Regions from separate parts of the Homo sapiens genome. Here all the other regions are linked to region 2. A link is a loop called in an ENCODE intact Hi-C map of the cell type or tissue named here. Cell type or tissue: IMR-90. All regions are shown on one strand.

Region 1 (4,000 bases), 620 kb after region 2:
GGAAAAAGAAACTGTGTTCCCTAGCTGGCTGTAGAGAAATTTTCAAAATGTTTTCAACATCTGAATGAAGATTCTGTCAACATACACGCGGTGACCTCGGATATGGTTGTCAGGAGTGTTTGGGGCCAAATAGGGGCAGGCAACGCTTCTCTCACCAAAGCTTAGAAATAACTCAAAGTCTGTACTGAACTGGTGCTTCACTTCTCATGGGTTCCGTTTTTGTTTTTACTTAAACATTTATTATGTAAAACTACATCTTCTGTCCCAAAGGACTAAGACCTGTTTGAAAACTAAATCCATGTTTTAATCGTTTTTGTGATGAAAATTGCTTGAGTAAAATTAAAATAAATTTCCTCTCAGAAGGGGTGTAATCCCAAGCCAACATGCTGATGAATTGGAATAACAGAAGTATCGAATTGAAGCTTTGCAAGTGTTTAAAGAAAGATTTTAGACAAACTAAATTTAGCAGAGTTTATTTGAGCAAAGAAGATTCATGAATTCAGCAGCACTCAGAACCAAGAGAGGTTCAGAGAGCTTCACCCAGCAATGTGAGCAGGCAGTATTTACTGACTGAAAAAGGAAGTGATAACGTAGAAACAGCTTGATTGGTTGCAGCTTAGCATTTGCCTTGTTCAGACATGCCTGAGCAGTTTGCAGCCCGTGACTGCCTGAAAGTTCGGCTGCTGAGATTGACTGAGGCTCTGTTATTTTCTACAAGAATGTACTCTCAAGTTAGTTTGCAATTTGTTTACATGTTACCCTAGGTTACCATTTGCTAGGTATGGAGGCAGCTTTTGGTCAAACAATTTAATTCAGCAGAAGGAACCGTGAATACTCTAACTCATTGTTTAAAGTTGGAATCCTCTTTACAGACACTGCCAGTTTACATGTAGCCTTCCATTTCTTTAGTCCCTTCTGTGGCCAGAATGCAAATGACCCCTCTATTGATATCATTTTTTAAAGGCTTGTAGTAAAATACATAACTTTTACCATGGTAATCATTTTAAAGTATAAAATTCACTGCCATTAAATATATTCACAGTGTTGTACAACCATCATCACTATATAGTTGCAGAACTTTTTCATCACCTCATTGATTTTATTTATTTATTTATTTATTTATTTATTTATTTATTTATTTATTTGAGATAGGGTCTTGCTCTGTCTCCCAGGCTGGAGTGCAGTGGCGCGATCTCGGCTCACTGCAAGCTCAGCCCCTCCAGGTTCACGCCATTCTCCTGCCTCAGCCTCCCGAGTAGCTGTGACTACAGGCGCCCGCTACCACACCCAGCTAATTTCTTGTATTTTTTTTAGTAGAGACGGGGTTCCACCGTGTTAGCCGGGGGGACTCGATCTCCTGACATTGTGATCTGCCCACCTTGGCCTCCCAAAGTGTTGGGATTACAGGTGTGAGCCACCGCGCCCGGCCCACCTCATTGATTTTTAAAACCAAACTCTTTATGACTTTCTCTTTCTCTGGATGTTAATTGACAATCTGCAAGTATCAGAGACTATCAGTGAAACAGAGTAGTATCAGACATTCATCCGGCCAGCATTTACTGAATACCTAGTATGGATAGCTCATCTAGGAATATCAAATGGGGTTGGAAGTCAGGACCCTAAATTCCAGTTTCAGGTTATTCAGCCACTATGTGTACCTACCTTCTCCCTACTCCATGTCGACAATGGAGGACTTGTAAATAAACTGACCTCTCAGGCCCACGGTGAGAATCAAATAAGATTATGTGTGTCAATCAACTTTGAGAAGCATAAGGTGCTATGCAAATGCAAGAGGAAAAGAGTGAAAGCTGTTTTGAAAAATTAAAAATCTCATTTGTGGTCCTCCAGAGAGAGCCATAACCAGGAGGTGATTAACAGACATGCATAACATTGGCTTGCTAATGAATTATCACTAATGAGAAGTCAGATAATTACATGGCTTGTTAGCATCATTTTGGAGCTTGCTTCAAACTGGTATGTAAAAGATATATCAAAACCTCTCTAATGTCTATACTCTTATTATTTTTCTTAATCTTCTATCCATCCAAACATGACTCACATTGTCAGCCACATAGGACCTTATGTCTCTGTTAAGTATCTATCTCTGTGAATGAATGATGGACCGTGTGAATGTATGAATAAGTTATCTGTATGCTATCAACGGATGAATTTGCTAGGGAAGCAATGAGTGGTTCATGGTGAATTGCATTTTTCTATAATTTGTATGGAGAGGAGTCATTGGCCCATAAAATTAGGAGAAGAGAAGAAACACCATTTTCTTTTTCATTCCACAGTTAGAAATGAAAAATACTTGTTCTACATGAAGCTAGTCTGTGTAATGCTGACTTGTCCCAAAGATCAGCACTTTATCTCCAATCTGCCAATTTGAGGCAGAAAGAAAGGTTACTTTTATAAAGAACTCCTTGCTCCCTCTGCTGGCCACACAGAGCACACCACATAGAGTAGAAGCTTCTATCATTCTCAAGGGTATGAACATGAAGATCACGCAGGGCCTTTGGGATGCAAAATCTATTTGGTTGACATAAAGTGAAGAGTCTCTTACCAGCTGCAACAAAATAATGACAGAAAACAATAATTAACATGAAAATAATAATGACTAATATGTGTTAAAACTGACTCTGCTCCAAGGACAATTTGTAGCATTTTACATGCATTTTCCTTTTGAGGAGTTTCTCTGTGGCTGGTAACAGATTACTATAATTTGGGTAGAGGTAGGAACAGAAAATGACTGTTGGTCAGACACATTAAAAAATGTTCTGTTTGGCATCAATTTTAGACCATCTCTTCTAAAGAGAGATTTTATTTCAATCTTAAAGATTCAGAATCAAGTAGGGGTCTCTCAGGTTAAAAGTCATGGTATAGACATAAATGATGAACTTATTTAGTTGGAGTTTTTCTCTGTTTTATACACTTAAGACAGACGTTATAGACCAGACATCTAGTTTTAAGAGCCCAAGCAGATGTTAAAATTGGTGCATCAATCAAAATGTATCTAAGTTCTCAAAGCACACATTGGAAAAGTTCCTAGATGGGCCTCAGTAAAAGGAAACATTCTTCTGTTAGTGTTTTGTGTTCCATCAACTTTTTTTGTTCCTGCTTCAAAATGCCAAATGCTTTGGCGGGAGCTAGTGGAATCATGTTAATATAATTTTAATGTGGATATGTTTTATTTTATAAATATTGTGAGAAAATAATATGTAGTTAAGATTGCATGAAGTATGAAAAGATGTCAGACTTAGAAATCAAGCAGATGTGGTTTTAAATGTTCTGGAACATAGGGATAATCATAATAGATAGTGCTGTTGAAAGGGCTGGAGATAACAGTGCCTAACTGGGTTCATGGCATATAGTGGGTGTGTTAGGGCTCAATAGAAAAAGATAGATAGATAGATGATGATGAAGATAGATGGATGGATGGATGGATAGATAGATGGAAAGAAGGATAGATAGATTAGATAGGCAGAAGTAGATTTGCATAATGATTTGTGCTTAAGCATTTGTGAAAGCTGGTTAACCAACTTCTGTAAGGCTATTGCCTCAGAGACTGATGCTAGAGCTCAAAGTCCACAAGGCAGGCAGGCAGGAAGGAAGGGAAGACAGACGTAAAGTAGAGAAGAACAAGGACAAGCTAGAACCGACCAGCAAGACCTGGAACTCAGGAACTCAGTAGGACAAACTATAAACTGCCAGGTCTTATGGCTGTTGCCTTAGTGGTATGGGTGTCCTGCAGAAACTGGGTTTTTTTGCAAGAGAGCTAAACACACATCTAGCCCACGAGTCCAATAAGCTAATGGAGAATCCAGTGGAAGGTGAAACCATTGTAGTCTTAGTGTCTGTATCATGCCACTTAGGTAAGCAAACAAGTAAACAGCAATACATATGAGCTATCAAAGACCTGCTGCTTTGTTCTTTCCAAATCTCACAAAAGAATCTCTTTTTTGGCCCACCCAAGCCAGAAACATACAGAAAAGGGAACCTG
Region 2 (4,000 bases):
TATGTAGTGTAATGTATAATTGCTCTTGTTTATTGCTTTTACAATCATATTTATTAAACAGATAATGTCTCTAAAGTCTTTGCCTCAGGTATTTTTTTTTTTAATCCTAAACCCTTGGTGTTCATTCTAAATATAGAAGTGTTGCATGTATAGGATTTCATAAAGGCTAATTGCATAAGAAAGAGTAAACACCACAGGCTTGAGGTTTTTGGCTGTTTTTTACTAACAAGGCAGAATGTATGTACTACCTGAATTCTACCTGCATTTCAATTAACTATACAATGTCTGTTTATTAAATTACTTTGATTTAAAAATTAGTCCAAACTGGTTATTTTGGAACGTACATGAGTACGTGTTCGTTATTATTAGTTCAGAATTCGAAATTATTGATGGGGAACAAACCCATTCAAATTTGTTCATAACCTTGTGGTTACCAAAGGACCGAACCTGCATGGAATGAACTGAAACATGGGGAGTGGTAAAAAACAGCAGATGAGTAAAAACAGCTGTGGACCTGGAATCAGGAAAGAGGAGTTCGCCTCTGGCTATGCCAGCTGTGTGACCTTGAGCAAATCATTTTAACATATAAGAGCTTTAGTGCTCTTGTTCATATAATTTGAAAGAAGATCCCTTCCAGCTCTGCCTTTCCAAATACTATGGGTGAGTCATTCCCCAAGAGTCCCAAATATTTGATTTAAAGTTAGCAGAAAATAACGTGGTAGACTGGATCCATCTTTTCAGCCCTGTGGCTTGCCTACGTAAGTGGCATTTCTCCCTGGGCATCATTTGGTGCTGATATTTGGCTGAAACATTTGTACAGGCATAAAACCCTCCCTAGCCTTCCCGAAGGCCTCCGAGACACAGAGTGGTGTTGCTTCAGCTCAATCTCAGCATGTGTGAAACTTCCTGTTACTTTAGGTGGCCCTTAACCTTTCCATTCCCACAGACTAAATTCCTGAATCTTTATTCCTTTCCAGGCCAGAGCCCATGCACCTCCTTCCTATCAGGAGCAATGTATCACCTGTGTCAGGCAAACAAACAGACAGCATCCCTATACACGTCAAACAGAGGGGAGTTAATACAGAAAATGTGTTGCTGGGTTAATGGAAGCACAAAAATACCAAATAGGAGCAGGTGAGGCAACTCTAAGATCAGCCTCAGTTGGAAGCCTCTCACTTCCCTGTGCTGGAGAGATCTGGGTATTACCAGAGCCCTGGAGTCAGGACCACCAGGTTGAAACTGAAGTCATGGAGGACTTGTCTGGCAGGAGCTGGAGCCATGGAGGAGACGTGACTGCTACCTGTCCTGTGATGCTGCCCAAGCAGAGGGGTAGGGAGAAGTAGCTCGCTTTTTCCCTTGCTCTGGTCTTCTCTGCTGTTGCCGATCCTTTTAACTGCACAAACCCAGCCACAAGCCAGTGGGCCGTGGAGCCTGGGAAATGTTGTTTTCTGGAATACAAAGTGAACCGCGAGGGAGTGGGAAATGGATTTGAGAGAACACAGGCAGGTGACTGGCACAGCACCCCTTTCATGGCCAGCCCATATCATAACCAATATATCTCCCCCAACCCAAATGCACCAGGTACTGTAGCTCACACCTGTAATCCCAGAGCTACGGGAGGCCAAGGTGAGGGGTTGGTTGGGGGAGATTGCTTGAGCCCAGGAGTTCCAGCCTGCAGTGAGCGATGATCATGCCACTGCACTCCAGCCTGGACAGCAGAGCAGGACCTTGTGTCTAAAAAATAATAATATGTAATCCCAGCACTTTGGGAGGCTGAGGCAGGTAGATCACATGAGGCTAGGAGTTTGAGACCAGACTGGCCAACATGGTGAAACCCTGTCTCTACTAAAAATACAAAAATTAGCTGGGTGTGGTGGTGCATGCCTGTAATCCCAGCTACTCTGGAAGCTGAGGCACAAGAATCACTTGAACCCGAGAGGCAGAGGTTGCAGTGAGCTGGGATTGCGCCACTGCACGCCAGCCTGGGCGACAGAGTGAGACTGTCTCAAAACAATAAATAATACGTAGTAGGTGCTCCTTTCTCTGTGACTATGTTCACGTATTTTTCTTTAAACATCACATATTTAGAACTTGGCTGTATGTTTATTTGTGGCACTTACGCCTTGCTCACCAAATTCTACACTCGTTTACAGAAGGATCTTTATTTTATTCATTTTATTATTTCAGCATTTAGGACTGGGCATTGCCATTAGGGGGCACTAGATAAATGTTTGCTGGAACTCAGCCCTTGATTTTCAGCTTAGTGTTGTGAGCAAGTCCATTTTATTCAGTGATGATCTCTGAGGTGGCTTCACAGTCCGATTCCTCTACCCCAGCTAGCACCTCTAATTACATGTTCAGTTGGTGTTTGTCAAGAATCAACATATCCCTGCCCATCTCTGTTACCACTCAAGCTGCTGTATTCCCAGAGCTATTCTTAGACATTAAGTGAAATAATTGCAGTTTAAGAAGAAGAAAAAAAAATGGCTAGAAACTAGCATAAAAAACAAAGGTCTAAGTTTGATTTCTGGATTACTATTAAAATGTGTTTTCCTATTCCCCAAGGAGTTAACAATACTGTGAAAATGCATGTTAGTCAGAGGCTTGTATAGTAGGGAAGTCCAAAATAATTCCAGATGGACAAATACAAGGAAATGGCTGTTATAAAGTTTTTGTGCTAAACACATGGAAAGAGACCCGTGTTTTACAGCATAGAGATATTTATTGATCAGTGTGTGGTGGACACTGTTTTAGGCAGTGAGAATCTTCTGTGAACAAGGCAGAAAACATGTCTGGCTTTATGAAGTAATACCTGAGTAGGAACAATGAACAAATAATATAATTTAATGTAACATATGCAATGCCATCAAACATATAAGATAATTTCAATATATCAAAATGTAAAAATAACATGATAGGTGACGGGGCGGCCAGAGTGACTAGGGGTGGGGGCGGGAGATGGGGAGAGTTGGTCCTCGGAAACAAAAATGTCTAGATGCTGAACAAAAACCTCTTCAGGATCTGAAGGCTAAAAAGGAGACAGCCATTTAGACACCTGCATGGTCCCAGTATGTTCAAAAGCCACCTTAGAACAACTGTGCCCAGAAAACAAACAATTTTGAACCTAAACAACAGTTAGAAATGTTTCTGAGTTTAAGGGAAAATAGCTCTTCCATTGCACATAAGCAGGGTCTTTCCCAGAGATCATCTGTACACTCAGTTGCACTATTATGTAACATGTGTTTCCAAAATCATCCCTCTATGCCAAATGGTATAATAAAGCCCATAAAGCTTAGGAAAAAAGATGGGGCTGGGGCACAACACACAAAAACTTTGTCATATCTCAGTGTAATGTGTCTCCGGGCACATTTTTAAAAAGGTACAAACCGAATAAAAATGGTAGCATAGTTTTACACACACTGAATAGTTAAATACACAAAACACTTACCTTGAAAAAGACTTGAAGTTTGCTTATGAGAGTGGGCGTTGGAATGCCTACAGCATGTGAGTTATTGTGAAGTGGTAGAAGGGAAGTTACCTGAAATCAGACAGAAATTTGCAATACCAAATACAGATAATGTGGCTGTAACACACAAGGCAAGTGGACGCAGCCGGCAGATGTTTGAGGGGTGTGTGTGTGTGTTCTGTGTACTTTTACACAGCTGATTTCAGCTGGATGCAGTTTTCTGCATTCATCTAGTTTTTCTCATTGACAAAATCATGCATAAGCAAATACAGCATTTGAATTATCCTCAAATTCTTCCTTAATATATCAATTACATTAGAACAAATTTATGTTTTCAAAACTGCTTGATAGCAGAACTGACTATAATTTAGGTGGCAGTTTAAAAGTACTGGTAGAGGGAAGAAACCCTACTTGACAGCAGAGGAAAAAGATAAGGAAATAGTGCTAATCCTCATTAAAATTGTCACCTCAGCCTGAGACCTTTCAGTGTAGGGACCAGCAGCCCTATTCACTTACACAGACCTTAGAACATCA
Region 3 (4,000 bases), 400 kb after region 2:
TTTATTTAGAAAGAATCTAGGGACGGGGATACTAATTAGGGGGTTATTATATTATTTTGTTAAAGATAGAAGGAGAAACTAGATTTGCAGCATCGGGAATAGAAAGGAGAGAAATACTGAAATGCACAAAATCCATGTATCTAAATCATAGCCATTTTGCAAGGTACATAATGTTCTTTACAACCTATACTTAATTTGTAACTCGTGCAATAATGGATTACAAGTCTCACCTACCCACATGCATTTCTTCCTCCATGAGTACATCATTCTTCAAGCAATTCCACATCATTCTCTAGTCTGTTGTTTTGTGCATGCCATCTTTGTCCAGAATCCCCTCTCAGTAGCTCAAATGCTGCTTCTCAGTATCTATTGACTCCTCCAGGAAGTTCCATTTAATTTTTCTGACAATATTTAGTCTAATATTTGATAATGCATGGTAATCTAAATGAATGCATATCTGTCTTTCCCACTAGAGCCTGAGTTCTCACTCCCAACCTCAGGATATCTGCAAATTCAAAAAGCATTTCTTTTAAGCCCTCTAAGTCATTGCCCCAAATATTAAACAGGACAAGGCCAAGGCCCTGTCATCCTCCATTAATTTTATTTTAAAATATTTATGGAGGCCTGCACTCTGATGAATGCTGTGCAGGATTTAGAAAAAGTAAAATACATAGTTCCTGTTCCCAAATTGCTCACAATATAGCACAAAAACAAGACTAACACTTGTAAAACAATTAGAGGACAAATATCACATTATATAATTAAGGGTTTAATTGTGTGGTGAAGATTTACAGGAGACTTAAGTGGAGGGAGATTGGAGAGCATGAAAAAGTCAAGAATGGCTTCATGGAAGAGATGGAAAGAAACAAAAGAGAAATAGCAATAGGACTGGAAGGTGTTTCCTAACTAAACCACCTGCTCTGACTTTCTCCCTTGTGACATATACCTCTGAGACTTGTCTGGGACAGATGGAGACATGGATGTGCAATGGCTCAGAGTCAGGGGATGAGGCAGGAAAGGACGTGAACATAGACATTTTGAAAATAAAGAACTAAACCAGCAGTTTTATAGGACAAATCAGCTTTATATATGAACAGTTCATTTCATCTGAAGTTAGAAATAGAGTTCAGCTGACATATTCACTATCTCTTTCATCAAGATTCAAAAAAAGTTGGTAAACCAGGAAGAAACTGATTCCTTTATAATAATTACTAAAAGGCCCTTGTATCCAAATCTTTCCTCTGAACAATTCAAAGCAGTCAAGGAATTGAACTCTAGCTATTCAAATGAGACAAATTTTAAACAACTATAGACATAAACATTAATGCTGATATTTATTTGAAATTATTTGTCTTTGATCTATTTTTGGCTTATCATTCTAGAACCAATGACAACACATGATTTGCAGATTATAAAAACCTGGCTTGGCCGGGCGCGATGGCTCACGCCTGTAATTCCAGCACTTTGGGAGGCCGAGACGGGCGGATCACGAGGTCAGGAGATCGAGACCATCCTGGCTAACACGGTGAAACCCCGTCTCTACTAAAAATACAAAAAAAAAATAGCCAGGTGCCTGTAGTCCCAGCTACTCGGGAGGCTGAGGCAGGAGAATGGCGTGAACCCGGGAGGCGGAGCTTGCAGTGAGCCGAGATGGCGCCACTGCACTCCAGCCTGGGTGACAGAGCGAGACTCCGTTTCAAAAAGCAAACAAACAAACAAACAAAAAAAGCCTGGCTCAAACCAGGTATCCTGAGAAATGAGATGTATTCCATTTCCGCATTAAAGCTGCATAATGTTAACACGGTGCATGGAATAAGAGGTTGCCATCAATGAAAACCCGCTGCAGTACTGTATTTTGTCCATAACCTTGTTTTTCTTCGATATCAAGAAATTAATTTTTATGCCGAGTTTTTTAGTCCATGCATCTGAGAATTAATAATTGTGTAGAATTGAGGATGAGCCAAAAAATCAAAATGTGAAGGTAGATTTAATATTTCTATCTTCAAATGGTTTGCTGTTTTTTTGTATTGATATTTTATGAACACCAGCAGCAAAAGTATGCATATACACGTATACACACACGTATATGACAGTGTATATACATATATTTTTGAAACACACTATTCTTGTATAATAATATTGAAACAGAATATTTCTCTGAAATCTTTAGATTAATTTGCATCACTTTTATATAATTTTCTCTCTGTATGATTGAAGAAATATTTGGGTTGTCAGGCTTAGTTACATATAAAGAGAACAATCAGAAATAGTGAAAATTTACACGTGATATGTTTTTCTCCATCTGACTTTACTGCCTTTTACCCACAAGGTGGCACTCTCTCGATATGTCTAAATTCAAGCCTTTTTAATAAAGATACATCAAAATAGAAATCTTCCTCAACCAACCTTCATTGTTAACAACCTTCCCAAAAAACAAAGTGAATTCACAAATGCAGTTTGGAAAACTAGTATGGTTAAATGTATCGCATAGATCCCTTACAAGATGTCACTGTTTATATTGTAAATCTGTAAAGTCCTTAATTCTGGATCAGTCAATTTAGGTCTGATTTTGTTCTCAGTATGAACAGCAAAGCGGATTGTCCCTACTAAATCTGATTAGTCTTGAGGCACCTCTATTCAGTATTTCTTCTTAGGAAGTACACAGGCGCAGCCCAGAGGATGGGGTTTATGGAGAGAACTGGTGTGCTGTGATTGCAGTGACCACATGTCCCCAGTTTTTTTGGACAAAAATAATTTTAAATGGGCTTTTCTAATAACCACATCTGGATATTCATATTTCTAGAGAACGTCTTCCTTTTTTTTTTTTTTTTTTTTTTTTTTTGAGACGGAGTCTTGCTGTGTCTCCCAGGCTGGAATGCAGTGGCGCGATCTCGGCTCACTGCAAACTCCACCTCCTGGGTTCAAGCAATTCTCTGCCTCAGCCTCCAGAGTAGCTGGGACTACAGGCGCCCACCACCATGCCTGGCTGATTTTTGCATTTTTAATAGAGACAGAGTTTCACCATGTTGGTGAGGATGGTCTTGATCTCCAGACCTGTGATCCACCCACCACGGCCTCCCAAAATGCTGGGATTACGGGCATGAACCACTGTGCCTGGCCCCAAATTTTTAAATTCAAAAATAGTTAATATTAAAGACAGTCTTGATCTCCTTCTCAACCAAGTGTACATGGAGTCTGTTAGCAACATGACAACAGATGTTCAGTCCTTTTTTAAGTTCAATATTGGCCCTGGGAGATGTCCTATTCATTGGCCGGTGGATGCACAAAGATAAGGCTCTGGCAGCTAGATCCTAGGATCAAGTCCTCCCTATCAGCTTTCACTGCCTTTCTTAGAAGCTGTTTCAGGAAAGAGATATGGCCTTTGCTTGAGACACTTCCTTTGAAATTGAACTCTTAAAAATCAGAGAGAGCATCCCCCAAAAATAGTTCCATAGATCTACATTCTAGTTTTTTAGTCAGAATTTTATAAAGCCTCTTTTCTTACCATTGAATAATTATAAAATAAAGAGTTTTTCAGTAGTGAAAATGATATGTTTTCTATATCATGCAATTGCTAGGTGCACACTGGGTAGTGCCTACAAATAAGAATATTAGAGATCTCGCCCCTCACTGACCCCCTTATGTATATAAAAGAAAAGCAAGTCATACTATAACTGGTTGTCACTAAGACAGGTTAGAGTAAGGTAACAGATTTGTTACAATCCACATCTCTGCCTTTTACCTAGGTAGAGATAAATCAGCAACAAATTCTACATTCTACTAATGATTCTACTAGAGATGCAGTCTGCTTATGTTTCAAAGCATTTTCTTGGTACATGGAGCAGCTGATTAAAATGTCCATGAGGGAAAGCTCATGTATAAAATGAACTCAATTTGAATGAAAGGAGGTGGAGCCTGTAGAAATTTCAAATACAGAAGAATGTGAAGTGGGTAATGATTACAAGGAACCGGCAAAATAGAATAAAATAAAAATTTGATT

The links. Peaks named below come from ENCODE experiments on the same cell type or tissue, not always from the same donor. Only the 100,000 strongest peaks of a DNase experiment are listed, where the experiment ranks them.
Region 1: a loop joins it to region 2, with 30 times the contacts of the local background. A loop is called at or near these places in 11 of 110 quality-filtered maps.
Region 3: a loop joins it to region 2, with 4 times the contacts of the local background. A loop is called at or near these places in 2 of 110 quality-filtered maps.

The regions. Positions count from the first base shown.
Region 1 is chr10:105,948,968-105,952,967 of GRCh38, reverse strand. No RefSeq gene overlaps it. Among named protein-coding and RNA genes, the nearest start is that of LINC02627, 130 kb to the right of the region's middle. In IMR-90, a CTCF peak has its summit at 2,449 (motif pointing left); no DNase peak of the experiment used is centred here.
Region 2 is chr10:106,569,980-106,573,979 of GRCh38, reverse strand. It overlaps SORCS1 (sortilin related VPS10 domain containing receptor 1), which reads left to right. Exons shown (of 26, transcript NM_052918.5): 26 at 1-317. It overlaps LOC105378472 (a long non-coding RNA gene), which reads right to left. Exons shown (of 3, transcript XR_946298.3): 2 at 3,449-3,538; 3 at 2,748-2,812. Among named protein-coding and RNA genes, the nearest start is that of LINC02624, 430 kb to the right of the region's middle. In IMR-90, a CTCF peak has its summit at 2,214 (motif pointing right); DNase peaks (open chromatin) are centred at 679 and 2,249; H3K27ac peaks cover 488 bases.
Region 3 is chr10:106,174,302-106,178,301 of GRCh38, reverse strand. All of the region lies in intron 1 of LINC02624 (long intergenic non-protein coding RNA 2624), which reads right to left. Among named protein-coding and RNA genes, the nearest start is that of LINC02624, 36 kb to the right of the region's middle. In IMR-90, a CTCF peak has its summit at 2,328 (motif pointing right); no DNase peak of the experiment used is centred here.